Linked DNA regions of Homo sapiens: region 1 is linked to region 2. Evidence: read pairs that join two places in POLR2A ChIA-PET (ENCODE). Cell type or tissue: K562. All regions are shown on one strand. Each heading gives the region's core, and the rest is flanking DNA. Links, peaks and the distances in the headings are about the cores only.

Evidence for each region. ChIA-PET counts read pairs that join two places held together with the same protein. Peaks named below come from ENCODE experiments on the same cell type or tissue, not always from the same donor. Only the 100,000 strongest peaks of a DNase experiment are listed, where the experiment ranks them.
Region 1: POLR2A ChIA-PET joins it to region 2 with 6 read pairs; 3 of 35 experiments call an interaction of 5 or more read pairs at or near these places.

Annotation. Positions count from the first base shown.
Region 1 is chr19:54,081,844-54,097,972 of GRCh38, reverse strand. OSCAR (osteoclast associated Ig-like receptor) reads left to right here. Exons shown (of 5, transcript NM_133169.6): 3 at 809-1,111; 4 at 1,820-2,101; 5 at 2,616-3,305. The coding sequence ends at 2,752. Among named protein-coding and RNA genes, the nearest start is that of TARM1, 8.5 kb to the right of the region's middle. In K562, for the core only: no CTCF peak of the experiment used is centred there; no DNase peak of the experiment used is centred there.
Region 2 is chr19:53,894,037-53,908,551 of GRCh38, reverse strand. PRKCG (protein kinase C gamma) reads right to left here. Exons shown (of 18, transcript NM_002739.5): 10 at 10,441-10,593; 11 at 9,924-10,112; 12 at 8,228-8,319; 13 at 8,071-8,133; 14 at 7,803-7,941; 15 at 5,399-5,479; 16 at 3,810-3,917; 17 at 2,095-2,235; 18 at 900-1,845. The coding sequence ends at 1,657. Among named protein-coding and RNA genes, the nearest start is that of CACNG7, 8.0 kb to the left of the region's middle. RefSeq lists enhancers at 648-1,189, 8,844-9,775, 9,483-9,777. In K562, for the core only: no CTCF peak of the experiment used is centred there; a DNase peak (open chromatin) is centred at 9,741; H3K4me3 peaks cover 495 bases; H3K27me3 peaks cover 193 bases.

The DNA.
Region 1 (16,129 bases), core at 3,870-6,369, 190 kb before region 2:
ATAGCAAGTTTTGGCAACTCTTGAAATACTATATTGCAAATATTCTGGAAAGCTATTTAAAATTAGAGTTCTGGCTGGGCGTGGTGGCTCACACCTGTAATCCCAGCACTTTGGGAGGCCGAGGTGGGAGGATTGCTTGAGCCCAAGAGTTCAAGAGTAGCCTGGGCAATATAGCGAATGCTCGTCTCTACTAAAAATTAAAAAAAAAAAAATTAGCCTGGTGTAGTGGCATGTGCCTGTGGTCCCAGGTACTCAGGAGGCTGAGGTGGAGGACTGTTTGAGCCCAAGAGATTGAGGCTGCAGTGAGTTGAGAACATGCCACTGCACTCCTGCCTGAGCAACAGAGCAAGACCCTGCCTCAAAAAAAAAAAAAAAAAAAAAAAAAAAAGTCTGGGTGTGGTGGCACAAGCTTGTAAACTTAGCACTTTGGGAGGCCGAGGTGGGAGGATTGCTTGAGGCCAGTAGTTTAAGACCAACCTGCTCAACATAGGGAGACCGCCCCCTCCCATCTCATTACTTAAAAATAATAATAATAATAAAATTACAGAGTTCTGGGACCTGACCTTTTGAAACTGTGTTTACAAACTGTGGAGTAAAGCTCAGAAGTTTCTGTCCTGCCCCTCTGATTTGCACCTGGTTTTAACAAGGCTTGATTGTAGTCCAGTCTCTCCCTGATTTTACAAACAGGAAACTGAGGCTAAGAAAGGGGCAGTAATTGTCCAAGGTGATTTTCCTCCTTCCCCAACTTCCCTTTCATCTTCTGGGGCTCCCAGGAGGCCCGAGGACCCAGGCAGCCCCGTTTATTCAGTCCCCCCAGCTTCATACCACCCTAAGCCATGGCTGGGAGCTCAGCCGGCTACAGTTGTGACCCCTGGGGTCAACGTGACCTTGAGATGCCGGGCACCCCAACCCGCTTGGAGATTTGGACTTTTCAAGCCTGGAGAGATCGCTCCCCTTCTCTTCCGGGATGTGTCCTCCGAGCTGGCAGAATTCTTTCTGGAGGAGGTGACTCCAGCCCAAGGGGGAAGTTACCGCTGCTGCTACCGAAGGCCAGACTGGGGGCCGGGTGTCTGGTCCCAGCCCAGCGATGTCCTGGAGCTGCTGGTGACAGGTGAGGTCCTGGGGTCGGGGAGGAGAAGTGGGTGGAACAAGGGAGTTGGGGGAGGGACAGAGAGATATAGGGAAAGAGAGACAGAGCGAGGCGGGCAAACAGATTCACAGACACAAGAAAAGACAGATACAGAGACACTAGGGGGAGAGAGAGAGACAGGGGAGCAGAGAGAGAGAGAGGTACAGTGCGGGGGGAGAGAGAGAGAAAGAGGCAGAAGGAGAAAGGGAGGCAGAGAGAGAGGGAGGCAGAGAGAGAGGGAGGCAGAGAGAGAGGGAGGCAGAGAGAGAGGCAGGCAGAGAGAGAGGGAGGCAGAGAGAGAGGGAGGCAGAGAGAGAGGGAGGCAGAGAGAGAGGGAGGCAGAGAGAGAGGGAGGCAGAGAGAGGGAGGCAGAGAGAGAGGCAGGCAGAGAGAGAGGCAGGCAGAGAGAGAGGGAGGCAGAGAGAGAGGGAGGCAGAGAGAGAGGGAGGCAGAGAGAGAGGGAGGCAGAGAGAGAGGGAGGCAGAGAGAGAGGGAGGCAGAGAGAGGGAGGCAGAGAGAGAGGGAGGCAGAGAGAGAGGCAGACAGAGAGAGAGACAGGCAGAGAGAAAGAGAGGCAGAAAGAGAGAGAGAGGCACAGAGAAAGCGAGAGACAGAGGAGAAGGAGAAACAGAGCGAGCGAGCGAGCGGAAGACGCTCACGCGGCCCCGGACTCTCACCCCGTCTCTGCAGAGGAGCTGCCGCGGCCGTCGCTGGTGGCGCTGCCCGGGCCGGTGGTGGGTCCTGGCGCCAACGTGAGCCTGCGCTGCGCGGGCCGCCTGCGGAACATGAGCTTCGTGCTGTACCGCGAGGGCGTGGCGGCCCCGCTGCAGTACCGCCACTCCGCGCAGCCCTGGGCCGACTTCACGCTGCTGGGCGCCCGCGCCCCCGGCACCTACAGCTGCTACTATCACACGCCCTCCGCGCCCTACGTGCTGTCGCAGCGCAGCGAGGTGCTGGTCATCAGCTGGGAAGGTGAGGGCCCTGAGGCCCGGCCCGCCTCCTCCGCCCCAGGAATGCAGGCCCCAGGACCTCCGCCCTCAGACCCAGGAGCCCAGGCCCCCAGCCTCTCCTCCTTCAGACCCAGGGGTCTAGTCCTGCAGCCCCTCCTCCCTCAGACCCAGGATTCCTGGGACCCAGCCCCTCCTCCCTCAGATCCAGGAGTCTAGTCCTCCAGCTCCTCCTCCCTCAGACCCAGGATTCCCGGGCCCCAGTACCTCCTCCCTCAGACCCAGGACTCCAGGCCCCCAGCCCCTCCTTCCTGGACCCAGGACTCCAGGCCCCCAGCCCCTCCTTCCTGATCCAGCAGTCCAGGCCCCAGCCCCTTCTTCCTGGACCCAGGAGTTGAAGCCTCCATCGACTCCCCCTCAACTTTGAGACTGTAGAGTCAGGTCCCTAAGTCCACCCCAGGGGCTGGAAACCTGGAGTTCAGGGCCCAGACTTTGGGGTCCGGGAGCTGATGGCCCCTCTCTCCCGGCTCCGCCCGCAGACTCTGGCTCCTCCGACTACACCCGGGGGAACCTAGTCCGCCTGGGGCTGGCCGGGCTGGTCCTCATCTCCCTGGGCGCGCTGGTCACTTTTGACTGGCGCAGTCAGAACCGCGCTCCTGCTGGTATCCGCCCCTGAGCCCCAGGAGCACTGCAGCCCGAGACTTCCAACCTGAGTGGCGGAGAAGCTGGGACCCTGGGCTGGACTGTCCTTTCCTGCAGCCCCACAGTCCTGCTGGCTGAGCTCCGCGGAACGGTCCTTAGACCCCGCTGTGCCCTGTGCTGTAGCTTCTTTCCAGGCCTTTCCCAAGGAGTAGCTGAAAGGAAGACGCGATTAGTGGTTAAGACTTCCAAGCCAGAAGACAGAGGGTTCGAATCCCAGCACTGCCGTCTACTCACTGTAGTAGTAGCAGCTACAGAAAGGTAGTAGTGAGACGTGAAGCCAGCTGGACTTCCTGGGTTGAATGGGGACCTGGAGAACTTTTCTGTCTTACAAGAGGATTGTAAAATGGACCAATCAGCACTCTGTAAGATGGACCAATCAGCGCTCTGTAAAATGGACCAATCAGCAGGACACGGGCGGGGACAATAAGGGAATAAAAGCTGGCGAGCGCGGCACCCCACCAGAGTCTGCTTCCACGTTGTGGGAGCTTTGTTCTCTTGCTCTACACAATAAATCTTGCTGCTGCTAACTCTTTAGGTCCGTGCCATCTTTAAGCGCTGTAACACTCACCACGAAGGTCCCTGGCTCCATTCTTAAAGTCAGCGAGACCACAAACCCACAGGAAGGAACCAACTCTGGACACGGTAGCAGCATTCAGAAAGCGCCCTTCCCCAACTCTCTCTTGCCTTGACGGTAAAATGGATGCACTGATAAAACCCACTTCATAGGATTGTTGTAGGAGTCAGTGGGTAATACACATAAAACATTTAAAGCAGTAACTGGCCCGTAGTAAGTGTTCAATAAATGTTAGCTACCCTGTAACACCGATTTCTACCAGACTCAGTGCCGAAAGGAAGGTCTCACCTTTTTGCCATCAAGCATAATCAAGCACGACTTTTTCTTTCTTTCTTTCTTTCTTTTTTTTGAGAGAAGATCTCACTCCACCCAGGCTGGAGTGCAGTGGCGTGATCTCGGTTCACTGCAACATCCGCCTCCCGGGTTCAAGTGATTCTCGTGCCTCAGTCTCCTGAGTAGCTGGGATTACAGGTGTGCGCCATCACGCCCAGCTAATTTTTGTATTTTTAGTAGAGATGGAGTTTTGCCAAATTGGCCAGGGTGGTCTCGAACTCCTGACCTCAAGTGATCCACCTGCCTCGGCCTCCCGAATAGCTGGGATTACAGGTGCGTACCACCATGTCCGGCTAATGTTTGTATTTTTAGTAGAGACGGGGTTTCACCATGTTGACCAGACTGGTCTTGAACTCCTGACCTCAAGTGATCCGCCCGCCTCAAGAACTGAATTTTGAAGTCTAATTAGCCACCTGGGGGCGCTAACGTGTTGAAAAGACGGGAGGAGAGACTGAGCGGGTCTTCCGGGGTTTGATCTCAGTGCCAGAGGGGCCTTGGTAGAACATATGTGGGACAACCTCCCCGGCATATGTGGCTGTGGGAAATAATAACAATTTTAAAAAAGGAATAAGCCGGGGGTGCTGGCTCACACCTGTGATCCTAGCACTTTGGGAGGCTGAGGCAGGTGGATCACGAAGTCAGAAGTTCGAGACCAGCCTGGACAACATGGTAAAACCCCGTCTCTACTAAAAATACAAAAATTAGCCGGGCATGGTGGCGGGCGCCTGTAATCCCAGCTACTCGGGAGGCTGAGGCAGGAGAATTGCTTGAACCCAGGAGGCGGAGGTTGTAGTGAGCCGAGATTGCATCACTGCACACTCCAGCCTGGGTGACAGAGCAAAACTCCGTCTCAAAAAAAAAAAAAAAAAAAAAAGAATAAAGAAGAGACGCAGGTTATAAGGAAGGCACCAGACCTGGATGAGGCTGTGATGTCATCAAATCCAGTCTTCCCACTTTATAAATGGGAAAATGGTGGAAAGAGAGGTGATATTAAGTTTACCTAAACATGTACAGGAAGTCAGTGGCACATCAGGGAGTCTTTTTTTTTCCTTTTTCCCTCTTTTTTTATTTTATTTTATTTTATTTTATTTTTTTTGAGGTGGACTTTCGCTCTTGTTGCCCAGGCTGGAGTGCAATGGCGCCATCTCGGCTCACCACAACCTCCGCCTCCCAGGTTCAAGTGATTCTCCTGCCTCAGCCTCCCGAGTAGCTGGGATTACAGGTGTGAGCCACCACACCTGGCTAATTTTGTATTTTGAGTAGAAACAGGGTTTCTCTGTGTAGGTCAGGCTGGCCTCGAACTCCCAAACTCAGGTGATCCGCCCGCCTCAGCCTCCCAAAGTGCTGGGATTACAGGCATGAGCCACCGTGCCCGGCCCTCTTTTTTTTAAAATGTATTTCCACCCAAAGCAGAGAAAAAGAAGTCTTGGCCGAGTTTGTACTTCAACTTAACTCCATGTATTCATCCATTCAATCACTCCTTCATTCACCATTCACTCATTCATGTCTAGCATTGATTCTCATCCTTATTCATTTCTATTGAGCATCTCTTTTTCCTTTGCTTTCATTTGTACATTTGTCTATTTCATTTGTCCTTATCCATCATGCATTCATTCATATTTCCATCCATTTACCCATCCATTTCTTCATTAACCAGTTTTTAATCCACTGAACTATTTATTCATTCAATATCCATCTATCTACCTGTGCATTTATCTATCCAATAAGCTTGAGATTTTTTTTCTTTTTGAGATGGAGTCTTGCTCTGTTTCCCAGGTTGGAGTGCAGTGTTGTGATCTCAGCTCACTACAATCTCCACCTCCCGGGTTCAAACGATTCTCCTGCCTCAGCCTCCCAAGTAGCTGGGATTACAGGCACCTGCCACCATGCCCGGCTAATTTTGTGTTTTTAGTAGAGATGGGGTTTCACCATGTTGGCCAGGCTGTTCTCGAACGCTTGACCTAAAGTGATCCATCTGCCCACCTTGGTCTCCCTTTAAAGTGCTGGGATTACAAGCGTGAGCCACTGCACCCAGCTGAGATTTCTTCATAGCAGTTTACCAGTGACCAGTGTTCAATGAATGCTTATTGAGTGAGTTGTAGTCACAATGCTTATTTCATTTTCTACCACTGAACATCTTTTCATACTGGTCATTTTGCTGGGTGATCCACATAGGTTATTTCTGATCTTTATCAACAGCCCCCAAGTCACACAGAAGTGCTTAACTTGGGACTTGTCTGTGTGGTTAGACTGCTGGGTCTTTTCCCCCTGTTCCTGCCTCTTAAAGCAATGACAACACTGCCATCACCACGCCTGGCCAATTTATTATTACTATTATTATTATTATTTTTTTTTGAGATGGAGTCTCGCTCTGTTGCCAGGCTGTAGTGCAATGACGCGATCTCGGCTCACTGCAACCTCCGCCTCCTGGGTTCAAGCGATTCTCCTGCCTCGGCCTCCCGAGTAGCTGGGATTACAGGCGTGTGCCACCACCACGCCCAGCTAACTTTTGTATTTTTAGTAGAGATGGGGTTTCACCATGTTGGCCAGGATGGTCTCGATCTATTGACCTCGTGATCCACCCGCCTCGGCCTCCCAAAGTGCTGGAATTACAGGCGTGAGCCACCGCGCCCGGCTAATTGTTTACTTTTTATAGCTATGGGGTCTCACCATGTTGTCCAGGCTGGTCTTGAATGCCTGGCCTCAAGCCATCCTCCTTCCTTGGCCTCCCAAAGTGCTGGGATTCCAGGAGTGAGTCACTGCGCCAGGCCTAGGGCTTCCACTGATTTCCCCTAGTCTCATTCATCCTCGTATCACTCATGTATTCAATGTCTACCGTGCATGGCATTGTGCTAGAGTCCGGCGGTCCAGTGGGGAGCAATAGCAGACGTAAACCCTGCACTCATGGAACTCACAAAGTATTAACCAAATCACTGCATAGTGTATTGGTTACAGAGCACTTTAAGCTGTTGTAAAAAAGAATCTCCCGGCCAGGTGCAGTGGCGCACACCTGTAATCCTAGCACTTTGGGAGGCCAAGGCAGGTGGATCACCTGAGGTCAGGAGTTCGAGAGCAGCCTGATTAACATGGTGAAACCCTGTCTCTACTAAATACAAAAAATTAGCCTGGTGTGGTGGTGCATGCCTGTAATCCCAGCTACTCGGGAGGCTGAGGCAGGAGAATCACTTGAACCCGGGAGGCGGAGGTTTCACTGAGCCGAGGTCGTGCCATTGCACTCCAGCCTGGGCAACAAGAGCCAAGCTCCATCTCATAAAAAAGAGAGAGAGAGAGAAAAAAAGAATCTCCTTCACCACCGGAAAAAAACTAGATATAAATGTACCTCTCTCTCACTTAACAGTAAATCACTGGGCAATCTCAACGATTTACTTGTTAAGGTGGGATGGTTTTGCTTTTATCAACATGTAGCTTTAATTTCTGGTTCTGAGCCCCAAGAAAGTGGAGAGGACAGAGAGAAAAGGGCTCACACAATTATTATTATTTTTTTTTTCCGAGTTGGAGTCTTGCTCTGTCGCCCAGGCTGGAGTGCAGTGGCGCGATCTCGGCTCACTGCAAGCTCCGCCTCCCGGGTTCACGCCATTCTCCTGCCTCAGCCTCCCGAGTAGCTGGGACTACAGGCGTCCACCACCACACCCGGCTAATTTTTTTTGTATTTTTAGTAGAGACGGGGTTTCACCGTGTTATCCAGGATGGTCTCGATTTCCTGACCTCGTGATCCGCCTGCCTCAGCCTCCCAAAGTACTGGAATTACAGGCGTGAGCCACTGCGCCCGGCCCACACAATTATTTTTTAAGAGCAGGACCTAGAATTTGAGCATATATCTTCCTATCGCATCCCATTGGCTAGAACTTAGTCTCATGGCCAGGTCTAGCCGCAAAAGTGACTGATGGAAATATGGTCTCTAGCCTGTGCCCTTCTAAAAATGAGGGTGGGAGGGGGTGGGATAGGTGCAGTGGCTCACTCGTAATCCCAGCATTTTGGGAAGCTGAGGCAGGAGGATGGCTTGAGGCCAAGAGTTTGAGACTCCCTTCTCTATTCAAAAAAAAAAAAAATACAGTAGGCCAGGTGCGGTGGTTCACGCCTGTAATCCCAGCACTTTGGGAGGCCAAGGCAGGCAGATCACCTGAGGTCAGGAGTTGGAGACCACCCTGGCCAATATAGTGAAACCCCGACTCTACTAAAAATACAAAGCTGTAATCCCAGCTACTCGGGAGGCTGAGGCAGGAGAATCACTTGAACCCTGGAGGCAGAGGTTGCAGTGAGCTGATACACGCCATTGCACTCCAGCCTGGGCCACAGAGCGAGACTCCGTCCCAAAAAAAAGAAAAACAACGAATAAAACAAAAAAACAAAAAACAAACAAAAAAAAGTTTAATGATTTTTCTTCTCTCTAGGAGAAAATATGGAAGTAAAACAGGACCCATCTGAAGATCGTGTGTCCTCTGCTGATTTTAAATAGCCATGGAAAGTTAATGCCACCGCAAGGGGCAGCCCCGCCCTGGCACTCTGGAAACCTGGTACTTATCCACGCAATCAGAGGCTTGAACCACAGCTAAGCTGAGTCTCGGCGGGACCTCTTCTGATCCTCCGGGCACACAAGAGGATTGGGGGCTGGGGAGGAGCTGCTTCAAGGACACCTCCGTTTTACCTCCCGTGATACCGTGATATAGTAAGAAATATGTACTTGGTCTTCAGCTTTGGTTCCAAAGACACCCTTCTCACCCCATCACTCTGGAATTTCCAAAAACCCTTGGTGAGAAGGGTGTCTTTTGTTGTTTATAAGGAGCCTCTTTTCTCTTTCTCTCTTTCTTGCTTCCTTCCTTCCTTGCCTCCCTCCCTCCCTCCTTCCTTTTCTCTTTTCTTTTTTCTTCTTTCTTTCTTTTTCTTTCTTTCTTTTTCTTTTCTTTCTTTCTTTCTTTCTCTCTTTTCTTCTTTCTTTCTCTCTTCCCTTTCTCTCCCTTTCCTTTCCTTTCTCTCCCTTCCCCTCCCCTCCCCTCTCCTCTCCTCTCTTTTCCTTTCTTTTCCTTCCTTTCCTTCTTTCCTCTAATCCCAGCACTTTGGGAGGCCAAGGCGGGCGGATCACTTGAGGTCAGGAGTTTCAGACCAGCCTGGCCAACATGGTGAAACCCCGTCTCTACTAAAAATACAAAAATTAGTCGGGCATGGTGGCAGGCACCTGTAATTCCAGCTACTCTGGAGGCTGAGGCAGGAGAATCCCTTGAACTAGGATGCAGAGGTTGCGGTGAACCGAGATCTCACCACTGCACTCCAGCCCGGGCTACAGAGCGAGACTCCGTCTCAAGGAAATATAAAAGAAAATAAAATAAATGTCTCCCAAAGAGACAAGTCAGATTAGCCTAAACCCAGGAATAACTACAGGCAGTTTGAGGGCCAAAGGCAAGGTAGGGGCTGGCCAGATCCGATCTCCTTCACTGCCATCCTTTGCTCACTCTCGTAATTTTTGCAAAGGAGGTTTCAATTGCATGGTTGTCAGCGAACATCCTATTCATCCATTTCTTGCTTTCTACCAGTAAAATTGAACTTTATAGGCCTGCTTTGTGCTTTTAAGGCTAACTAGCAAAATTCCAGAGTTTAGCCTTAAAAAATATTTATAATTGGCCGGGCACAGTGGCTTACACCTGTAATCCCAGCACTTTGGGAGGCTGAGGCGGGCGGATCACAAGGTCAGGAGATCGAGACCATCTTGGCTAACATGGTGAAACTCCATCTCTACTAAACACACACACACACAAAAAAAAAAGTAGCCGGGTGTAGTGGCACACGCCTGTAGTCCCAGCACTTTGGAAGGCTGAGGTGGGCGGATCATGAGGTCAGGAGATCAAGACCATCCTGGCTAACATGGTGAAACCCCGTCTCTACTAAAAATACAAAAAAAAAAAAAAAAAAAGTAGCTGGGCATAGTGGCACATGCCTGTAGTCCCAGCTACTTGGGAGGCTGAGGCAGGAGAATCACTTGAACCCGGGAGGCAGAGGTTGCAGTGAGCTGAGATTGTGCCATTGTACTCCATCCTGGGTGACAGAGTGAGACTCCATCTAAAAAAAAAATTCTTTATAATTGATCAAAAGAAGTTTAAGAAATGGATTAAGAAGATCTCTTCTTTGCAGCTGTAGGGGAGGAGAGGGAGCTAGAGAGAGAGAGGGCATTGAGAGAGGAGAAAAAGATATTCTGTGCCATAAAACTAATTCAAGAATGTAGTTTAGGCGAGGCATGGTGGTTCACACCTGTAATCCCAGAACTTTGGGAGGTCGAGGCAGGCGGATCACTTGGGCCCAGAAGTTCGAGACCAGCCCTGGCCAACATGGCAAAACACTGTCTCTACTAAAAGTACAAAAATTAGCCCAGCGTGGTGGCACAACCCTGTAATTCCTTGTACTTGGGAGGGCTGGGGCAAGAGAATCACTTGAACCCGAGAGGCAGAGGTTGCAGTGAGTCGAGATCACACCACTGCACTCCAACCTGGGTGACACAGTGAGACCCTGTCTTAAAAAAAAAAAAACAAAAAAAAAAACAGAGTGGGGTGGGGGGCTGGGGGAGGGATAGCATTAGGAGAAATACCTAATGTAAATGATAACTTGATGGGTGGAGCAAACCAACATGGCACATGTATCAAACCTGTACATTATGCACATGTACCCTAGAACTTAAAGTAAAAAAACAAAACAAAACAAACAAACAAAAAAACGGAATGTGGATTGATAAGTTAATAAACTGAGAATATTAAAAAGGCTCTAAATGTGTTTTATAGTCTTATGTAGTATGGAGATCTATGGATATTTATTACAGCAGCCAGTGTTCCATTCTGTGGTTCCATAAATCTGTGCTTTGAAGTGTAATTTGCACAAAATAATCTTGTAGGAGTCCAAAGACATTAGAAATTATTGCCAGTATTGCAATCATTATTTTGAAGGAGAAACCTTGGTGCCATTTGGTGGTCTTACTTAATATTTTGTTGCCCTGGTAACAATCTTATGATTGACATCTGAATTTCCAAGCAGAATAAATGCTTGTAAAAACAATTCTGTTAAATCAGAAGCTATGCATTGGTGTCTGTGTCTTAGTCTGTATTCTGTTGCTTAGAACAGAACACTTGAAACCAGATAACTTATAAAGAAAAGGAATTTATTTCCTGTAGTTAATGGAGGTTGGAAAGTCCAAGGTGGAGGGGCTGCATCTGGTGAGGACCTTCTTGCTGTTGGGGACTCTCTGGAGGGTTCCGAGGTGGCACAGGGCATCACAGGGCAAAAGAGCTGAGCGTGCTACTTAAGTCTCTCTTCCTCTTCTGATAAAGCCACCAGTCTCACTCCCAGGGTAACCCATTAATCCATTAACTCACTAATCCATTAATCATTAATCCATGAATGGATTAGTTCATTCATGAGAAAAGAGTCCTCATGACCCAATCACCTCTTAAATGCCCGACCTATCAATACGGCCACATTAGGGATTCAGTTTCACCATAAGTTTATTTATTATTTATTTATGTATTTTTTGAGACAATGTCTTGCTATGTCACCCAGGCTGGACAGCAGTGGCATGATCTCAGCTCATTATAACCTCCACCTCCCAGGTTCAAGTGATTCTCCTGCCTCAGCCTCCTGAGTAGCTGGTATTACAGGCACGTGCCACCATGCCCGGGTAATTTTTGTATTTTTAGTAGAGACAGGGTTTCATCATGTTGGCCAGCTAGTCTCAAACTCCTGACCTCATGTGATCTGCCCACCTTGGCTTCCTAAAGTGCTGAGATTACAGGTGTGAGCCACCACACTCAGCTTATTTACCTATTTATTTTTTGAGACAGGGTCTCACTGTGTTGCACAGGCTGGAGTGCAGTGGTGCAATCACGGTTCACTGCATCCTCAGCTTTCTGGGCTCAGGTGATCCTCCCACTTCAGCCTCCTGAGTAGCTGGGATCACAGGCATGTGCCACCTCACCTGGCTAATTTTTAAATTATTTGTAGAGACAGGGTCTCCCTATGTTGCCCAGGCTGGTTCAACATGAGTTTTCAAGGGAACAAATATTCAAACCTTAGCAGCAGGTTAAATGATCTTTCTCCCACATTTATGATCGGAAAAAAAAAATTAAAGCCTGAGACTCTGCTAGACTTCTTACTTTAACAAGAGTCTGAGAGTCTTGTTTCATTTCCATTACAGCATCTATTAATAGTTCTGACTGAGAGAAGAGCTATCCTTTACTTTGACGATTATGAAGAATAGGGGAAAAGACATTAAAAAGACACAATTACACCATTGATGATTTTGTCACAGCTGAGATAAGTGCTGTTAAAGAACTTGCAGGGAAGTCTTTGCTAAAGAAAAGATTCTGAAGCTGGTTTCTGAGGGAAGAGTCAAAGTTAGCCAAGCAAAAATGGGGGAAAAACTCCAGATACAGGAGTTTTCAGGATGTTTCAGGGTCTGAGATGGGAAGGAGGTTATGTGTTCCAACCCAGTGGTTCTCAAACTTGACTGCACATTAGAATTTCCCAGGAACATTTAAAACACAGAATGAGACACCCAGGCCTCATCCTATACCCATTATAAAAATTAAAATCTCGACTGGGCACGGTGGCTCACACCTGTAATCCCAGCACTTTGGGAGGCCAAGGTGGGCAGATCACCTGAGGTCAAGAGTTCAAGACCAGCCTGACCAACATGGAGAAATCCCATCTCTACTAAAAAATACAAAATTAACTGGGTGTGGTGGCACTTGCCTGTAATCCGAGCTACTTGGGAGGCTGAGGCAGGAGAATCGCTTGAACCCGGGAGGCAGAGGTTGCAGTGAGCTGAGATCATGCCATTGCACTTCAGCCTGGGCAACAAGAGCAAAATTCCATCTTAAAAAAACAAAAATAAAAAAATAATTAAAATCTCTCGGTGGGACTCAGGCACTCAGTAAATATATATATATCTATTTCCATTGACCATAACACATGACAGACTAAAGATGGCCTCCAATTCTTTGTCACTGTCCCTATAGAGAGGTAGAGTTTATTTTCCCTCCCCTTGAATCTGGCCTTTCCTTAAGACTGTAGAAGAAGAGAAACTGTGTCAGTTCCAGGCTTAGTCTTTAAAGGGACAAACAACTTTTGCCTTCTTTATTTTATTTATTTATTTATTTATTTGAGACAGAGTCTCATTCTGTTGCCCAGGCTGGAGTGCAGTGGTGTGATCTCGGCTCACTGCAACTTCCGCCTCCCAGGTTCAAGCAATTCTCCTGCCTCGGCCTCCTGAGTAGCTGGGATTACAGGTGTGCACAAACACACCCGGCTAATTTTTTTTAATTTTGTTTTTAGTAGAGACGGGGTTTTACCATGTTGGCCAGGCTGATGTTGAACTCCTGACCTCAGGTGATCCACCCACCTCGGCCTCCCAAAGTGCTGGGATTACAGACGTGAGCCACCATGCCCAGCCGCCTTCTCTATTTTAGAAAGCTCTCTTGTGACATCCCCTCTTGAAACCCAGATGCTATCCTCCAAGAAGTCTGAATCAAATGGAGAGGCCATGTGCAGGTACATCATTCAACAGTCCTAGCCGAGCTTTCAACCAACATCCAGCATCAACAGCCAGCCATTTGCAAGTGCCATCTTGGAGATTCCAGCTCAGTTGAGCCACCCTGATGACTGAAGCCCAGGAAGACATCACATTGAACCGAAGAACCGCTCAACTGAGCCCAGTCATCTCACCAGATCAGGAATGATTAAAAAAAAAAAAAAACAAGATTGTTACTCTAAGTTACTCAGTTTTGGGGTGGTTTGTTAACACAGTAATTGATAACCTAAACCCAAAAGAGAACTAAATAATGATGACTTAAAACTAATACCAATTGATTTCTCCCTTATGTAGAATAAATCTGAAGGGAGCAGTCCAAGGCTGGCACAGTGACTCCAAAAAGCATTATGGACCTAAGTTACTTCTGGCTCACCCTCCACCATCTTGAACCTCATCTCATCTTCATGGTTCAAGATGACGCTAGAATACCAGTCATCACATCCACATTTTAGGCAGTTAAGTGAAGGAAGGAAAGTGTACTTCATTAAAGAACCTTTTGGAAGCTGTCTACAATATTTATGCTTATTTATCATTGTCCTAGATGAAGACTTACGGCTACATCTACCTGTAAGTGACACTGAAGAATGTAGTTTTTTACCTGGGTGCCAATGGGCCCAGCTAAAAATCAGAATTCTCAACAGCAAAAGGATGGCTTTGAGATAATCATGTAGATTATGTGCAGATAACTACAGATAAGTCCCCTCCCCCAAGTCTATTTTAAATTTTCTCCTGGAGTATTTTAAAGTAAACCTCAGATATAATATGATTTCATCTATAAGACTTTTTATTTTGGTAACATATTCTTAAGGTTAGGTGTGATAAACACCTAACAAAGTGAATGATTATTTATTTATTTATTTTATTATTATTTTTTGAGATGGAGTTTCACTCTTGTTGCCCAGGCTGGGGTACAATGGTGCGATCTCAGCTCACTGCCACCTCCCCCTCCCAGGTTCAAGTGATTCTCCCACCTCAGCCTCCTGAGAAGCTGGGATTACAGGTATATACCACCAAGCCTGGCTAATTTTTGTATTTTTTGTAGAGATGGGATTAGGCCATGTTGCCCAGGCTGGTGTTGAACTCCTGGGATCAAGCCTTCCACCTACCTCACCTCCCAAAATCTTAGGATTACAGGTGTGATCCACCTTGCCTGGCCCTAAGCTATTCTTTATTCTTTCTTTTTTCGTTTTTTGAATCAGGGTCTCCTTTCTTCATTTCCAAGTGGAATGGAACTTTACCAGGCCTTTCCTGTTGACTGATAAAATTCCAGAGCCTAGTTTTAAAATATGCATATTCCTTGTTAGCAACAGAGATGTTAAGAAGAAATATAGGAGATGTCCTCTTTTCCCTGATACTGCATAAGGAGAAAGATTTTTTCTGAGTCACAACACTAATTTAAGGAATCTGATTTGATAAAGAGTTGAATTGAGAAGATTCACAAGAATATCAGTCTTGTTTTCTGGTACAATATGGAGAACTAAATGAATATTCACAAACATTACTAAATTGTTCTCTGTTGAAATAAATTCATACACAAAACTGTTATTTGAACAAAAGGGTCTTGTAAGAGTCCCAAGCCTTTAAAAATCATTGCCACATCTTGTGAAAATAACTTTCAAAGAAACACCTGTAATTATAGTTGGTTTTACTCCTTATAATTTGTTGCCTTGTTGACTTTTCTATGTTCCAAAACAGTAAGAAGAGTAGGTGCTATCAAGACAAAAAATCCGAAAACAAAAACGAGACTTCGGGGCATTTTGCTCTTCTTCCAAATGCAAGATGAAAAAAAACATGGTTAAAAACTAACTTGCTTGATTTCTTATTTTAACAAAAAAATAAAAAATTTTGTCTGATTCAAATTAACATTTTTTTTTTTTTTTGAGACTGAGTCTCACTCTGTTGCCCAGGCTGGAGTGCAATGGTGCGATCTCAGCTCACTGCAACCTTTGCCTCCCAGGTTCAAGCAGTTCTCCTGCCTCAGCCTCCTGAGTAGCTGGGATTACAGGCGTGCACCACCACGCCCAGCTAATTTTTGTATTTTTAGTAGAGATGAGGTTTCACCATGGTTGGCCAGGCTGGTCTCGAACTCCTGACCTCAGGTTATCTACCTGCCCCGGTCTCCCAAAGTGTTGGGATTACAGGCATGAGCCACTGCGCCAGGCTAAATTAACATAATTATCAAATGCAATCTGTAGACTTTTATTGGATCCTGATTTATTCTTTAAAAACCTGATAGAAATGACATTTTTGAGACAATCAGGGAAATTTGAGTACTGAATGGGTATTAGCTGGTATCAAGGAGGTACTCTTAACTTTCTTGATGTGACAGTGCTGTGGTGCTTATATTATTTTTAAAATGGTTCTTATTTGATAAAGATAGATATGTACTGAAATATTCTGAACTTAAAAAATGAGCTCATGACTGGCTGGGCACAGTGGCTCATGCCTGTAATCCCAGCACTTTGGGAGGCTGAGGTGGGTGGATCACTTGAGATCAGGAGTTTGAGACCAGCCTGGCCAACATGGTGAAACCTCATCTCTACTAAAAAATACAAAAATTAACTGGGCGTGTTGAAGGGCTCCTGTAATCCCAGCTACTTGGGAGGCTGAGGCAGGAGAACCGCTTGAACCTGGGGGTTGGAGGTTGCAATGAGATGAGATTTTGCCACTTCACTCCAGCCTGGGCGAAAGAGTGGAACTCTGTCTCAAAAGAAAAAAAAAATGGTGATGAAGGCCTGGCACAGTGGCTCATGCCTGTAATCCCAGCAGTTTGGGAGGCCGAGGCAGGTGGATCACTTGAGGCGAGGAGTTCAAGACTAGCCCAGCTAACTTGTGAAACCTCATCTTAACTAAAAATA
Region 2 (14,515 bases), core at 8,324-10,823:
CGCCGAGGGTCGGAGCGGGGGCTGGGGCCTGCGGGCACTGGATGGGGGTGTCGCGGCGGTGATGAGGGAGAGAGGGGCAGCCCCAGCATCCACCCGGACCGGGTCATGGAAACCCAGGAGACTGCAGGGAAGAAGACGTGCCCGGGTCCGCAAGGAAGACTGCGAAGCTTTGGGGCTCAGTCCCCTCCAAACACACAGACAAGGCACACCGCTCCACTGGTCTGGCCCTGACCGGAGACTACATTTCCCATCAGCCCTGGCGGCAAGGAGCCGCACTTGGGGGAAGGGTCTGCCGCGAGGCCTGCGGGGAAATGTAGTCCATCTGCACGGTCCCCGGCACTCCCCAGACTCTCAAGTGGGTCAAGGGAAAGAGGCCCAGAAGGCGCGTCTGCCTGCCGTGTGCCTCCGTCGCCGATTCCTAGGCTCTCGGGTTCTGGCTGTTTTTGGTTGCTCTGGCGTGGGGGTCTCTTCCTCTGATCAGGTCTCTAGGTCTCTCAAGAAGAGGCCAGACTGTGATCTCCCCGCTTGGGAAGGACTTCTCCCCGGTGTCTGAGCCTGGGGGTGCATGTGAGCTTGCGTGGCTGCTCTGGTGAACACGGACGCGCTGGGTCTCTGCGCGGGGGTCGCCACCTGGCACTCTCAGTGATCTCCGTGCCCCTCTCTCGCTGTGCACTGTCCACGTTGGTGCCCTCTGTGATATTTTCTCTCCCTGTCTCTGTCTGTCTGGGTCTCCTGCCTCTGTCTGCGCGCGCTTCTCTGCTTGCTCCCCTGCAGTGGGTGTCTCCCCTCTCACTTTGTGGGTCTCCGTGCTTTCCTTCTCTGTTTGTGTCTATGTACAGTCACTGTCCCGCCTCCACACCCCGTTCATTCTCCAAGCTTACAAGAAAATATCCAAACACTTCAGCATCAGCATCCCAAATTTATTCTCCAGCAGCTGTGGCCGGGTGGGAGAGGCTAAGGGAAGAGGAGGGGAGGAGGAGAGTCCCAGAGAGTGGCAGGCACTGGGGAGAGTTGGGGTGGGTCCGAGCCAGACAGGAGCCATGCACGGCAGGCGGGCTGCGGGGAGAAGTGATGGCTTCGGGATGGGGAAGTCTAGAACAAAAGCTGATTGGGAGCCTCTGGGGAAAGAATCCTCCATATATCCCAGAAATCCCCAGAGCACAGCAGCGGGACGTACTGGAGGAGGGGGGCACGCCTCCCACTCATCTAGAACTAGAGTGGAGGCGGGGAGCCTCGGAGGCCGAGGGCTGTTCTGGAACCTGAGTCTGGAACAGCCAACCCCGTGAGGCTATTTCCCCAGGGGCGGGGTCTGGGGGGAGGCACAGAACTACCAAGATGGAGTCTCGAACCCCATGGAGTTGGGGATGGTTAGTGGTGTGGTCTCTGGACCCGATTGGGGCAGAGTCCAGAACGCTAAGGTCAGGGAGAATATCGGGCTCCGCTCAAGTCTTGAACGCGGGACGGCTGTAGAGGCTGTATGGAGTTCAGAAGGCCAGGAACGCTTGGGAGGGGCGTCTAGAACCCGCGGGGGCAGAGCTGGAATGCTGGGGTGCAGGATCTAGAATGGGACAGGGGGTGGTGAAGTTGGGGGTGAAGTGGGGCTGCCGCCGGCACGGCGGAGGGGACGTTGGGGACACCTAGTGGCGGCGGGTGAGATTACATGACGGGCACAGGCACTGGGCTGGTGGGGCTGCGGGCATCCGGGTGCACGAAGTCGGGGTTCACGTAGGTGAAGCCCTGGAAATCGGCCTGGTCGATGCTGGCCAGGACTAGGCGGTCTGGAGGGGTCAGCGCTGGCGCCGCCCGCGTGAAGAACTTGTCAAAGTTCTCGCCGCTGCGGCCACACTGTGGGAGACGTGGGGGAGGGAAAGTTAAGCAGCTCCGAGGGCTCCTCGGGTGTCCCTCTGTGTACCCCAGTCTCATCTCCTGTCTCCTGCAGAATCTCTATTCATGCTTCATGGTGTCTGCACCTCCTTTTGTTGGGGGCGGGGGGCTCTGCAGAGGGAACCCCACCCCCACATACAGGTATATTGAGGCCCAGGGGAACCCCACCCCTTCAGGGACCAGGTTTTTGTTGCCTGGAGGGTGACTGACCGGGCGGGGTCTGAAAGGAGGCGGGATCTCCAATCGTTCCAGCCGCTCCCAGTCAATCCAGCGGAAAAAGCCATGTGCACGGATGGTAGGTTCCCCATCAGGCCCTGAGCCCAGGCGCTTCCCTGGGTGCTTGGTCAGGAACTGTGGGAAACACAGAGAGAGACAGACAGACAAACAGACAGAGTGCCGGACAGGTAGACCCAGAGAAAGAGGGACAGAGACAGGCAGATGGAGGAACCAAGAGACACAGGCATGAGATCCGGAGAGATAAGAACAGCCAGGGGAAACAGGCAAATGGAGGGAGGAAGGGAAAAGAAAGGAGAGAGAGAGAGAAGAAAAGAAGAAGAAGAAGAAGAAGAAGAAGAAGAAGAAGGAGGAGGAGGAGGAGGAGGAGGAGGAGGAGGAGGAGGAGGAGGGAGGAGGAGGAGGAGGGAGACAGACAGAGAGCGAGACAGAGAGAGACAGAGAGGAGAGAGAGAGGAAGAGGGACAGAGAGAGAGAGAGACAGAGGGTGAGAGTGAGTGAGAGAGAGAGAGAGAGAGACAGGAAGAAGGAGAGGATACATGAAAATGATAGCAGATGAAATTCATACCCAGAGACCCAGGGACACACAGAGAAACAGAACAAATCATGAGGGAGATGGAGAAGAGGAGAGGGAAAAGGGGTAGGGGGAGAGAGGGAAGGGGAGAGAGGGACGGGGAGAGGGAAGGGTAGGGGGAGGGAGGGAAGGGGAGAGTGAAGGACAGAGGGAGGTCGGTAGGGGGAGGGAGGGAAGGGTAGAGGAGATGAAGGGGAAGAGGGAGGGAATGGGGGAAGAGAGGTTGCAGACCCAGAGAAAAGGGGAAATAGAAATTCAGAGGGTGGTACAGAGACCCCAGGTAAGAAGGCAGAAACTCAGAGAAGGGAGGAGACAGAGGAGACCCAGGGGGACAGAGATTCAGAAAGAGAGAAGGATAGAGACCCAGGAAACACACACCCAGAGGGAGGAATAAAGACCAAATATGGGGACAGAGACCCAGAGAAAAGGGAGGACAGAAAGCCAGCAGGAGAGGAGGGTGAGATGTAGCGTGTGTGTATGAGAGTGGACACAGGAGGGGACAGAGATGGGGGGTAGGGGGGTTGGACAAAGGCCCAAAAGTGTAGACAGAGATGCAGAAGGAGACACAGAGAAAAGGAAGAAACACAGAGAGCCCCATCGTATGCAGATGGAGGGGAGGCATGAGACAGAAACCAGAGAGACTGTCAGGGAGATGCAGAGAGAGCAGCTAGACGCAGAAGGTGCTGACATGGGCTGAAAATCTGCTATGGGCCAGGTGCTTTCTTCTGTGTCAACTCCATAACCCCTGAAGAGAGTTAAGCTCACAAAGTTTTGGTGACTCACCCAAGTTCACACAGGAAGAAAAGCTGCAGAAGTTGGGTTTACCTGACCCACCCAGTTCTAGACAGACAGACACCCTGGACTTTCAGCACTTCCTGCAAGCAGGGAGCTGGGGAGTGGGAGTCACAGAGAAGGATGAGACAGAGGCCATCTCCAGGCCTCGTGGCAACAGGGCTGGAAATCATTGTTCTAACAAAACCTATGCATCATATCAACTTTTCCAACAGATGGAAGTAAAGTGACTTCAGGAATGGGAGCATTTTTCTAATAGGCACAGAGACAGCAATGGGGTGTGTGGTTGTGAGCCTGGAGAAGCTGGGAGTCAGGGGGCTCTCACCCCCTTGCAGATGGCCACGGCTTCCCGGGAAAGCGACTTGGGGTAGGTGACAGTTTGTTCCATGATGGCCTGAAACAGCTCCTCCTCGTCCTCCCCATCGAAGGGAGGCTATCAAAGTGGAGGGGATAGAGAGTCAGGGACATGCCCAACTGCCTTTCCCCAAACCTTCCACACCCTCCTCACCCCACCGGGAACATGCCTGACCCATCACACGCCCCACATGCACACCTGACCACACCCTCAGGAGAGATCAGACCAAACCACCAAAGCTTGATCTCTCTCCTTCTCAGGTTCTCTCATTTCCTATCTCGGATGCCTCAGATCTGTGCATCTCTGTACTATTCTGCCTCTCTTTATCTGCTATGTAAATCAGCAGGCTGTTAATTATGCAACATGTCAGTTAAATAGAAGAGAGGAAAAACTGCAGGAAACACCCTAAAAGCATTCTCCTGGTTGGATGAGTAGTTCACAGTCTTCTGAGGTTACAAAAAATGATACCAAGGCAAAGATTTAGAGATGGGGTTTCATCATATTGGCCAGGCTGGTCTCAAACTCCTGACCTCAAGTGATCTGCCCACTTCGGCCTCCCAAAGTGCTTGGATTACAGGCGTGAGCCACCATGTCCGGCCAAATTTTTTTTTAACTTCTAACTAAAATTTAGCATTCCCTTCAGTTATGAATGCAGGCAGCAGCAGTGCTTGTGGCTTCATTATCAATAGTAATCACAGGTATTTTCTCATCACATGAGAGTTGCAGATATTCCAAATTATTAGTCATTGCTACATCAAAATTACTGTTAGAGCTCCTTTTTACTTTACTACCATTAGAACTTACTACTTAATGAATTAATAAGAAATTGCACATATGTCCATTTTCCAATTTTAAATATTTAGACAACTGTATACATTGAATTTAGTTGGTTGTTAGATTCAATTAAATTTTAAAAGTTTTGGTGACTATCTTTCAAAATGATTGATTTCTTTTGTTTGTTTGTTCTTTTGAGATGGGGTCTTGCTCTGTCGCCTGTGCTGGAACACAGTGGCATACTCATAGTTCAGTGTAACCTTGAGTTCTTGGGCTCATGTGACCCTCCTGCCTCAGCCTCCCCAGTAGCTGGGACTATAGGTGCCCACTACCATAGCCAGCTAAGAAGATGATCAAGAGTGTGGTAACCAATTTTTTTAGTTGTAGTACACTCAGCAGTCCAGGAATCCAATCAAGCTGATTTAGAATGTATGTAATTGTCTAAGCTGACACAGCCAGTAAGTGGCAAAGTGAGGATTTGAACCTTGGTTTTCTGCGTATGTATTATTCTATTTTGTGCATTGAAAAACATTCTTCTGAGAAGGGATCCATAGGCTTAACCAGACTGCTACTTTACCATCTAGGGAGAAAGAATCCATGGTAACAGAACAAACAAAACAAAACAAAACAAAACACCTGGTCTACATTAAGACAACACTTCAGAACCATGGACAGCGCTATTCGAGCACAACCTTCTGGGCTCCTTTCTAACTGGCTCCTCCTGAGATCCAGGTGCCCCTCTCTGTCTCTTTTAGCCAAGCCAGCTTCTCCCCACCTTCCCTTACCTGTCCTGCCAACATCTCATACAGCAGAACTCCAAAGGACCACCAATCGACAGACTTCCCATAGGGCTGGTAGGCAATGATCTAGGGGAGGTGGAAGGCAGGGAATCATGATGCGTTCTTTAGGAAGCCTAGGACCCCTCTGGCCTCACCCCCTGGGAGCGCTACCCACGTTAAGTGCTTTCAGCACAAGCTCTTCCCACTCTGAATATTTATTTCATCAGGTGATTTTTTGTTTCGTTTTTTTTTTTTTTTTTTTTTTTTTTGACAGGGTCTCACTCTGTTGCCCAGGCTGGAGCACAGTAGTGTGATCACGGCTCACTCAGCCTCAACTTCCCAGGCTCAGGTAATTCTTCTACCTCAGCCTCCCAAGTAGGTGGGCTACAGGTGTGCACCACCACACCTGGCTAATTTTTGCACTTTTAGTGAAGATAGGTCCTCACTATGTTGCCCAGGCTGGTCTCAAACTCCCGGACTCAAGCAATTGGCCTGCCTCCGCCTCCCAAAGTGCTGGGATTATAGGAGTGAGCCACCACGCCCAGCCTCCACTCTGAATATTTTGGCCAGCGATCTAACTTTTGGAATATTCTGGAAACAAAGCATACCTACTTCAAACATTCATTTGGCCTCAAATAGAAAGACTACCTAACGGCCAAGTCACTGGTTCCACCCACCTAGAATATTTGTGTCAGAGTCAGGAATATGTGTGTAGTTTTCAAATTTTCTTATCTTTTTTCTTTTTTGAGATGGAGTCTCACTCTGTAGCCCAGGATGCAGTGCAGTGGTGCAATCTTGGCTCACTGCAACCTCCACCTCCTGGGTTCAAGTGATTCTCCTGCCTCAGCCTCCTGAGTAGCTGGGTTGACAGGCACACATCACCATGTCCAGCTAATTTTTGTATTTTTAGTAGAGACGGGGTTTCACCATGTTGGCTAGGCTGGTCTTGAATTCCTGACCTCAAGTGATCTGCCTGCCTCAGCTTCCCAAAGTGCTGGGATTACAGGCATGAGCCACCATGTCTGGCCTCAGTTTTCAAATTTTCTACAGATGATTCTGATTACCAGCCAGGTTTTGTGATCACTGACATTGATTATTTGGGCACGAGTCAGGCACATCCTCCCAAGTAGCTGGGACTACAGGCATGTGCTTTATCCATCTATACGTACATTCAGAACATCAGCCCCACCCCTTTAACAAAGTCGGGTAATACCCCACCCACTTAAAATACTCATAGGACAGCATCTGCTCTCCCAGAACCTTAGGGATCTCACCCTGCCCTTTTTCTTTTTCTTTTTTTTTTTTTTTTTGAGACAGGGTCTCACTCTGTTGCCCAGACTGGAGTGCAGTGGCGCGATCTCAGCTCACTGCAACCTCCACCTCCCGGGTTCAAGTAATTCTCCTGCCTCAGCCTCCCAAGTAGCTGGGACTACAGGCACCCGCCACCACGCCTGGCTAATTTTTGTATTTTTAGTAGAGATGGAGTTTCACCATGTTAGTCAGGCTGGTCTCAAACTCCTGACCTTGTGATCCGCCCGCCTCAGCCTCCCAAGTGCTGGAATTACAGGTGTGAGCCACTGCACCCGGCTTTTTTTTTTTTTTTTTTTTGAGATGAAGTTATGAAGTTATGCTCTGTCACCCAGGCTGGAGTGCAGTGGTGTGATCTCAGCTCACTGCAACCTCCGCCTCCCCGGTTCAAGCGATTCTCCTGCCTCAGCCTCCCGAATAGCTGGGATTACAGGCGCATGCCACCACGCCCGGCTAATTTGTGTAATTTTGTTAGAGATGAGGTTTCACCATGTTGGCCAGGCTGGTCTCAAACTCCTGACCTCAAGTGATCCACCTGCCTCAGCCTCCCAAAGTGCTGGGATTACAGGTGTGAGCCACCGCGCCCAGCTGATCCTGCCCTCTTGAAAAATGCAGCACAGAAGTCCAGTACACTTACATCAGAGAAACACGTACAACACAGGAAATAAGCTTCCATCCAACTGAATACTCCAGGGAGAGCCCTGCCCAGTTTAAAGTATTCAGAAGATAGTCCGGACATGTTCAGTGTTGGCAGGGGACAGGCCACACCCACTCAGAGTACACTAGAAATCGTCTGCCCCTTCTCAGAAGGATCCAGGGTCAGGTCCTACTTGGAATTCCTACGAGCTGGTCCCACTCTCCTGGAACATTCACCCACAGGTGCTGCCCACCTTACCTATTTAGAGACCCAGCTGGGCCCACCTGGCAGGCTCAGTGCCAAGCTCACCTGTGCTGGAGGCTGGAGGAACGACTGGCTGTGTAAGAAGGCCACAACTCATGACAAGGTCTGAGGGTCAGGCCTCACCCGTGGTGAATACTGGACCATCAGCTACACCCTCTAAGGGATCTCAAAGCGTGACCAGAGCAGCAGGGTTGGGGTTACCTCCGGGGCTATGTAGTCCGGGGTCCCGCAGAAGGTGCGGGTTGTCGTCCCGGGGAAGACGTTCTCCTTACACATGCCAAAGTCAGTGATCTTGATGTGTCCCTCAGCATCCAGCATCACATTGTCCAGCTTCAGGTCCCTGGACGATGCAGGGGTGTGGGGCAGGAATTGCAAGAAGTGTTGAGTTCAGCAGTCTAGAGCCACATATTCAAATCCCTTCCCTTCCAGGGGCGTGATTTCCTCCACGGAAATTCCTGGGGCTGCTCACCTGTAGATGATGCCCTGATTGTGAAGGAAGAAGAGGCCGATAGCGATTTCTGCCGCGTAGAACCTGGAGGACGGGGTGGGTGGGGACGTCAGAAGGTCAGTGGCTGGATCCTGCCCCCTTCCACCACCCCGACCATTCTCTGTTGGCCGAGACTCACGCTGCATGGGGCTCCTTAAACTTGCCCAGCTGTTGAATGTGGTACATCAAGTCTCCCCCGGTGACGTACTCCATCACGAAATACAGGCGGTCCTGCGGAGAAGTGCATGGGCTTAGAGGCGGGATCCATCTACCCAGAGTAGGAGAATTTCTTTCCTGATCACTCAGGACAGACGTGGAAGGTTCCAGATGCACCCAACCAGAAATTCAGAGCACCTAGCCACATCCCTGGGAGGGCCCTAAGGTGCTAATCCTGCTACCTCAGAATCTCCACCCGCCAGACCACCGCCAACTATCAGACCACGTGTTCTGGCCCCGCCTTCTCAGAATTGAAGACTGAAGCCCACCATTCGCTCGAAATCCGGGAACACCAAAATCTCTTTCCACAGCCACTCACACACAGATGCAATTCTGGCTTCCTACTAAGAATCAAAGTTGCAGCTGGGCGTGGTGGCTCACGCCTGTAATCCCAGCACTTTGGGAGGCCGAAGCGGGTGGATCACCTGAGGTCAGGAGTTCCAGACCAGCCTGGCCAACGTGGCGAAACCCGGTCTCTACTAAAAATACAAAAATCAGCTGAGTGTGGTGGCGGGAGCCTGTAATCCCAGCTACTCAGGAGGCTGAGACGGGAGAATTGCTTAAACCCGGGAGGCGGAGGTTGCAGTGAGCCGAGATCGCGCCATTGCACTCCAGCCTGGGGGACAAGAGCTAACTCCTTCTCAAAAAAAAAAAAAGGAATCAAAGTTGCTCATACATATATTTTAATCCAGGTGGCTGGCCACTCTCATTCGGAGCCCCTGGAAGTAAAGTCACGCCCTCTTAAAATCTTGCAGGTTCTGACTCTCTGCCCCTAAGTCGCAATCCTAAGGAAATAATGTCCTGTTTCTGATGTGTCCTTCAGTCAGAATCCAAAAGTGATGACCCCGTCACTCGGAGCCCAATTCTGGGCAGGCCCACTAGGAAGGCACCCTCCTCCACTGTGCCCCTTTGCTGAAAATTCCAGAGCACTGGCTACAGCCACTCAAGACCAAGCTCCCCAGGGAAACAGGCATCTGGCCACTCCCCCCAAGAGCCCATCCACCTGGCCACGCCCCCAAGGAACTCAACCGCTTCACGACACCTCCGCAGGACCCATTCACCTGGCCAGGCCATGCCACCGAGGAACTCACCGCCTGGCCACGCCCCCGAGGAGCTCATCCGCCCGACCACGCCCTCCGAAGAATCTACCTGCCTGGATACGCTCATTCATAATCTCGTCTGCCTGGCCTCGCCCCCAAGGAGCCAATCTGCCTGGCCACGCCTATTAATGATCCCATCGCCTGACAAAGCCCGCCCCTCTAAACCACCCCCCCAAAGATTTCATCCGCCTGACCACGCCCCGCGAAGAGCCCCTCTGCCTGGCCACGCCCCCGATGAGTCCCTCCACCTGGCCACGCCCCCGAGGAGCCCCTCCACCCGGCCTCGCCTCCGTTGAGCCCCTCCGCCTGGCCACGCCCCCCGATGAGTCCCTTCGCCTGGCCACGCCCCCCAAGGACCCCCCCCCGGCCACGCCCCCTGAGGAGACAATCCGCCTGGCCTCGCCCACTCAGAGAGCACAAAGTTCTCTTGCCTCGCCCTAAACTCAGAATCCCAACGCAGATGTCCAGAACTGGATAAGGCAGGGCCCGGAGGACAGCCTCCGCCCCCTCCATCCTTACCGGGGTCTGGAAGGTGGAGTGGAGCTGGGTGAGGAAGTGGGGCCGGCCGCCAGGACCCCGGCCCCCCAGCGCCAGCACACGTTTCTCCACCAGCGTGCAGTCCACATCGTCGTCCTGGACGATCACGTCCTTTTTCAAGATCTTGATGGCGTAGAGCTCATCAGAGCCCCTGCGCTCGGCCAGCATCACCTATGCGCACAGTTCCAAAAGGGCCAGTCCATGTTGGGAACCCAGTGGTACAGGACCTGCCCCCTCCCTAAGGGACGCAGGGAAACGGGATCCCAGGCCCTTCCTCCATCTCTTAAGGGACTGACAGCCCTGACTTGCCGCCCGTCCCCTCAAGGAGAGTGTCCACATCTGTAAACCTCTCCTCTCCAGGAACCTGAACGGCCCAACCTAACCATATTTGAAGATGCAGGAGCCCAGTCTCTTCCCACCCCCACTTCCTCCCTAAGAACCAGAAATCTGACCTTCCCACAGACATCCTCCCTTTCCCCCAGAACCCCAGGAATCCAACCTTCCCAAAACTGCCTTTTCCTAGAACCATGAGGAAGCTGAAGTCGGAGATGTGCAGGCGTCCTGGACTCGCCCCGAAGAAGCAGCGCTTGGGGTCGGTGGGACTAGGGGAAGGGGAGGGGATGGGAGAGGAAGAGGGGCCCATCCGCACCCGCTGTGGAAAGGAGAAAGAAAGAGCCAGAGGCAGTTAGACCTTACACAGCGATAAGGAAATGCTCCCAAGAGACACAGCACCCAAGAAAGGAAAGGATGAGAATCGCTAGACAGAGGAAAATGGCCACCCTCCTACCCTGTCCTTGGCTTAATTTTCTCTGACTCCCCATAGCCTGGAGGGTTTATTTATTATTCAACAAACACTTAGCTCTTTTTTTCTTCTTTTTTTTTTTTAGATAGCTTATCATATGCTGTTTCCAGAAAACCCTGCTATCGTTTCCATTTTACAGAAGAGGAGACTAGCACAGAGACGTTAAGTAACTTGCCCCAAGTCACACAGCAGGTAAAGGACAGAGCCAGAAATGAAACCCAAGCAGTCCAGCTCTAGAATCTGGTTGCTCTTAGCCTCTAAGCCGGAATTCCCTAGAGGGTTTGGTAAAACAGATTGCTGGGTCCCACTGCCAGATTTTCTAACTCTATAAATCTGGGGTGGGACCTGAGAATCGTTATGTGTAAAAAGCTTCTGGGTGACATGGGTGCTGCCAGTCCAGGGAGCACACCTGGCTTTCAGCTAGGGTCCCTTCTCTACCTTTTCCTGCCTCGGCCCCCCAGGGAGGGGGCCCAAGACTAAGCTGCTGTCACAGCTTCCACACTTGTCCCTCTACATGGACGGCTGCCCTTTCTAATGCATTCTCTACTCAGCAGGCACAGGAGCCAATTTAAAAATAAATAAACCAGGTCATGTCTCCCCTATGCTTGTAAACCCTTTAACTGCTCCCTCTGTGTTAAGATTTTATTCCACATGACTTGCAGAGCCAGGCTGAGACTGACACTGCAGGTTGTTCTTCTCTCTCCCAGGCTCCATGGTCCAGCCACCCTGGCCTGACACTCATTGTCCTCCCTCCCACCTCAGGGCCTCTGGATGTGCCGTTAGGTCTTCCTGTAAAGCTCTCCCCTCCCCTTCCCTCCTAGTTGTCTCCCAAACACCCTTTAGACCTTGACTCAAGCATCACTTCATAGAGGCCTCGCCTGACTTTTTAAACTGGGTCAGATGCCTCTCTTACCACCCCTTGGTCACCATGGACAGCACCTTCCTGGCACTTTTATTCTTAGTAATTTACATCTATCTGTGTGACTATCTGCTTTCTGCCTGTGAGCTCCCTAAGGCAGGGGTCTGCTTTGTTCGCTAAGACACAGTAACACTGCCTACCTCATTGAGGCTACATAAATATTTGTTGAGGGCTGGGTGCGGTGGCTCATGCCTGTAATCCCAGCACTTTGGGAGGCCGAGGTGGGCAGATCACCTGAGGTCAGGAGTTCAAGACCAGCCTGGCCAACATGGCGAAGCCCCATCTCTACTAGCAATATAAAAATTAGTAGGACATGGTGGCACATGCCTGTAGTCCCAGCTACTTGGGAGGCCAAGGCAGGAGAATCGCTTGAACCCGGGAGGCAGAGGTTGCAGTGAGCTGAGATCGCTCCACTGCATTCCAGCCTGGGCGACAGAGCGAGACTGTGTCTCAAATAGATAAATACATAATAATAATAATAATAATAATAATAATAATAATAATAATAATAATCAGGGCTGTTTCTGTTTGCTGTGTTGTTAGCCCCGTACCTAGCTCAAGGCTTGGCACAGAGTTGGTGTTCATTGGTAATATTAAGTGGTGCCTGCTGAACTGTGGGAGAGTGCTGTGAGCCACAACAGGCACACACACCACCCTACACTCCCTGCCTCTAGGCCTTTGCCCACCATCTGCCCTGCTGGGTTTCTTGGGTTTGTACGGGAGGATCATCCCTGCTGATCTCAAAAGACTCTACCTCTTTGGCTCAGAATGTCCTCCCGCTGGTACCCTTGTCTCCTGCAGAGCCCATTCTCTCTTTTTTTTTTTTTTCTGAGATAGAGTCTCGCTCTGTCACCCAGGCTGTAGTGCAGTGGCACGATCTCGGCTCATTGCAAGCTCCACCTCCCAGGTTCATGCCATTCTCCTGCCTCAGCCTCCTGAGTACCTGGGACTACAGGCACCCACCACCACGCCCAGCTAATTTTTTTGTATTTTTAGTAGAGACGGGGATTCACCGTGTTAGCCAGGATGGTCTCGATCTCCTGACCTCGTGATCCACCCGCCTTGGCCTCCCAAAGTGCTGGGATGACAGGCGTGAGCCACTGCGCCCGGCCGCAGAGCCCATTCTCAAACTTAACTTTGCAAAAGGATCACCTGAGGAATTAATTTAGTAGGCAGACATTTGAGGCATCAGAGAGATCGTCACTGAGTAGGTCTGCAGAAAGGCTGGGGAATGTGCTTTTAAAAGCAAGCACTCTAGGAATTCTGATGCAGGTGAACCCCCACACACAACATTAAAAACTCTGGTGAAAGTTTCTGTAAGAGTCCAGTAAAGACTATAACATGTTGTTGCTGTTGTTGAATCTTGAAGATTCTTGTCTTCTTTTTTTTTTTTTTTTTTTTTGAGACAGAGTCTCCCTCTGTCATCCAGGCTGGAGTGCAGTGGAGCGATCTGGGCTCACTGCAGCCTCTACTTCCCGGAATCCAGCAATTCTCCTGCCTCAGCCTTCCGAGTAGCTGGGATTACAGGCGCCTCCACCATGCCCAGCTGATTTTTGTATTTTTTAGTAGAGATGGGGTTTTGCCACGCTGGCCAGGCTGGTCTCAAACTCCTGACCTCAGGTGATCCGCCCGCCTTACTAGGATCACAGACATGAGGCATCGTGCCCAGTCTATCATATGCTTATATATTTTGTTTAATGTCTTCCTCCCGGTGTAAATCCCATAAGGAAAGGAACTTTTTTGTTTGTTTGTTTGTTCTTTCCCTGCTTTCTCTATATCCCCAGTGAGTAGAGCCACGCCTGGCACACAAAGATGCTCTGTAAAGTATTTTTTGAAAGGGTAAATGAGGGAGAGAGCATTACTTCCTCCTGCCTGAAAATCTGGTCTCTCCTTTGGGAAATCCCGCCCTTCTACCAGGTCTCACCTCTCTAGGAAGCTTTCTCTGACTCAGGCTGTGCCAGGGACGCCCCAGTGCCTGAGGCTGTCTCCATTACAGCAGCATTGCTCCTCGTTGTGAATGTCTGGGTTTGTAACTTTGTCCTCCACTAGAAGAAGAGCTCCACCAGGGAATGGCCTGATTCTATTCCCAGAACAGGGCCTGGCTTATGACACCCTAGAAAATGGGTATTCGTCTGGGCGTGGTCGCTCACGCCTCTAATCTCAGCGCTTTGGGAGGCCAAGGCGGGTGGATCACTTGAGGTCAGGAGTTCGAGACCAGCCTGGCCAACATGTCGAAACCCCATCTCTACTAAAAATACAAAAATTAGCCAGGTGTGGTGGTGCGCTCCTGTAATCCCAACTACTCAGGAGGCTGAGGCAGGAGAATCACTTGAATCTGGGAGGCAGAGGTTGCAGTGAGCTGAGACTGCATCACTGCACTCCAACCTGGGTGACAAAAGGAGATTCTGTCTCAAAAAAAAAAAGAAAGAAAGAAAGAAAGAAAAAGAAGGATATTCAGTGAGTGAATGAATGAATGGAGAGATTAAGATGATCATGCTTGATAGATTTTTTAAAACTCAAGAATCGGCTGGGTGTGGTGGCTCACGCCTGTAATCCCAGCACTTTGGGAGGCTGAGGCGGGTGGATCACCAGGTCAGGAGATCGAGACCATCCTGGCTAACACGGTGAAACCCCATCTCTACTAAAAATACAAAAAATTAGCCGGGCATGGTGGTGGGCGCCTGTAGTCCCAGCTACTCAGGAGGCTGATGCAGGAGAATGGCGTGAACCCAGGAGGCGGAGCTTGCAGTGAGCCGAGATCGCACCACTGCACTCCAGCCTGGGCGTCACAGCGAGACTCCGTCTCAAAAAAAAAATAAAAAACTCAAGAATCGGTCGGGCGCAGTGGCTCAT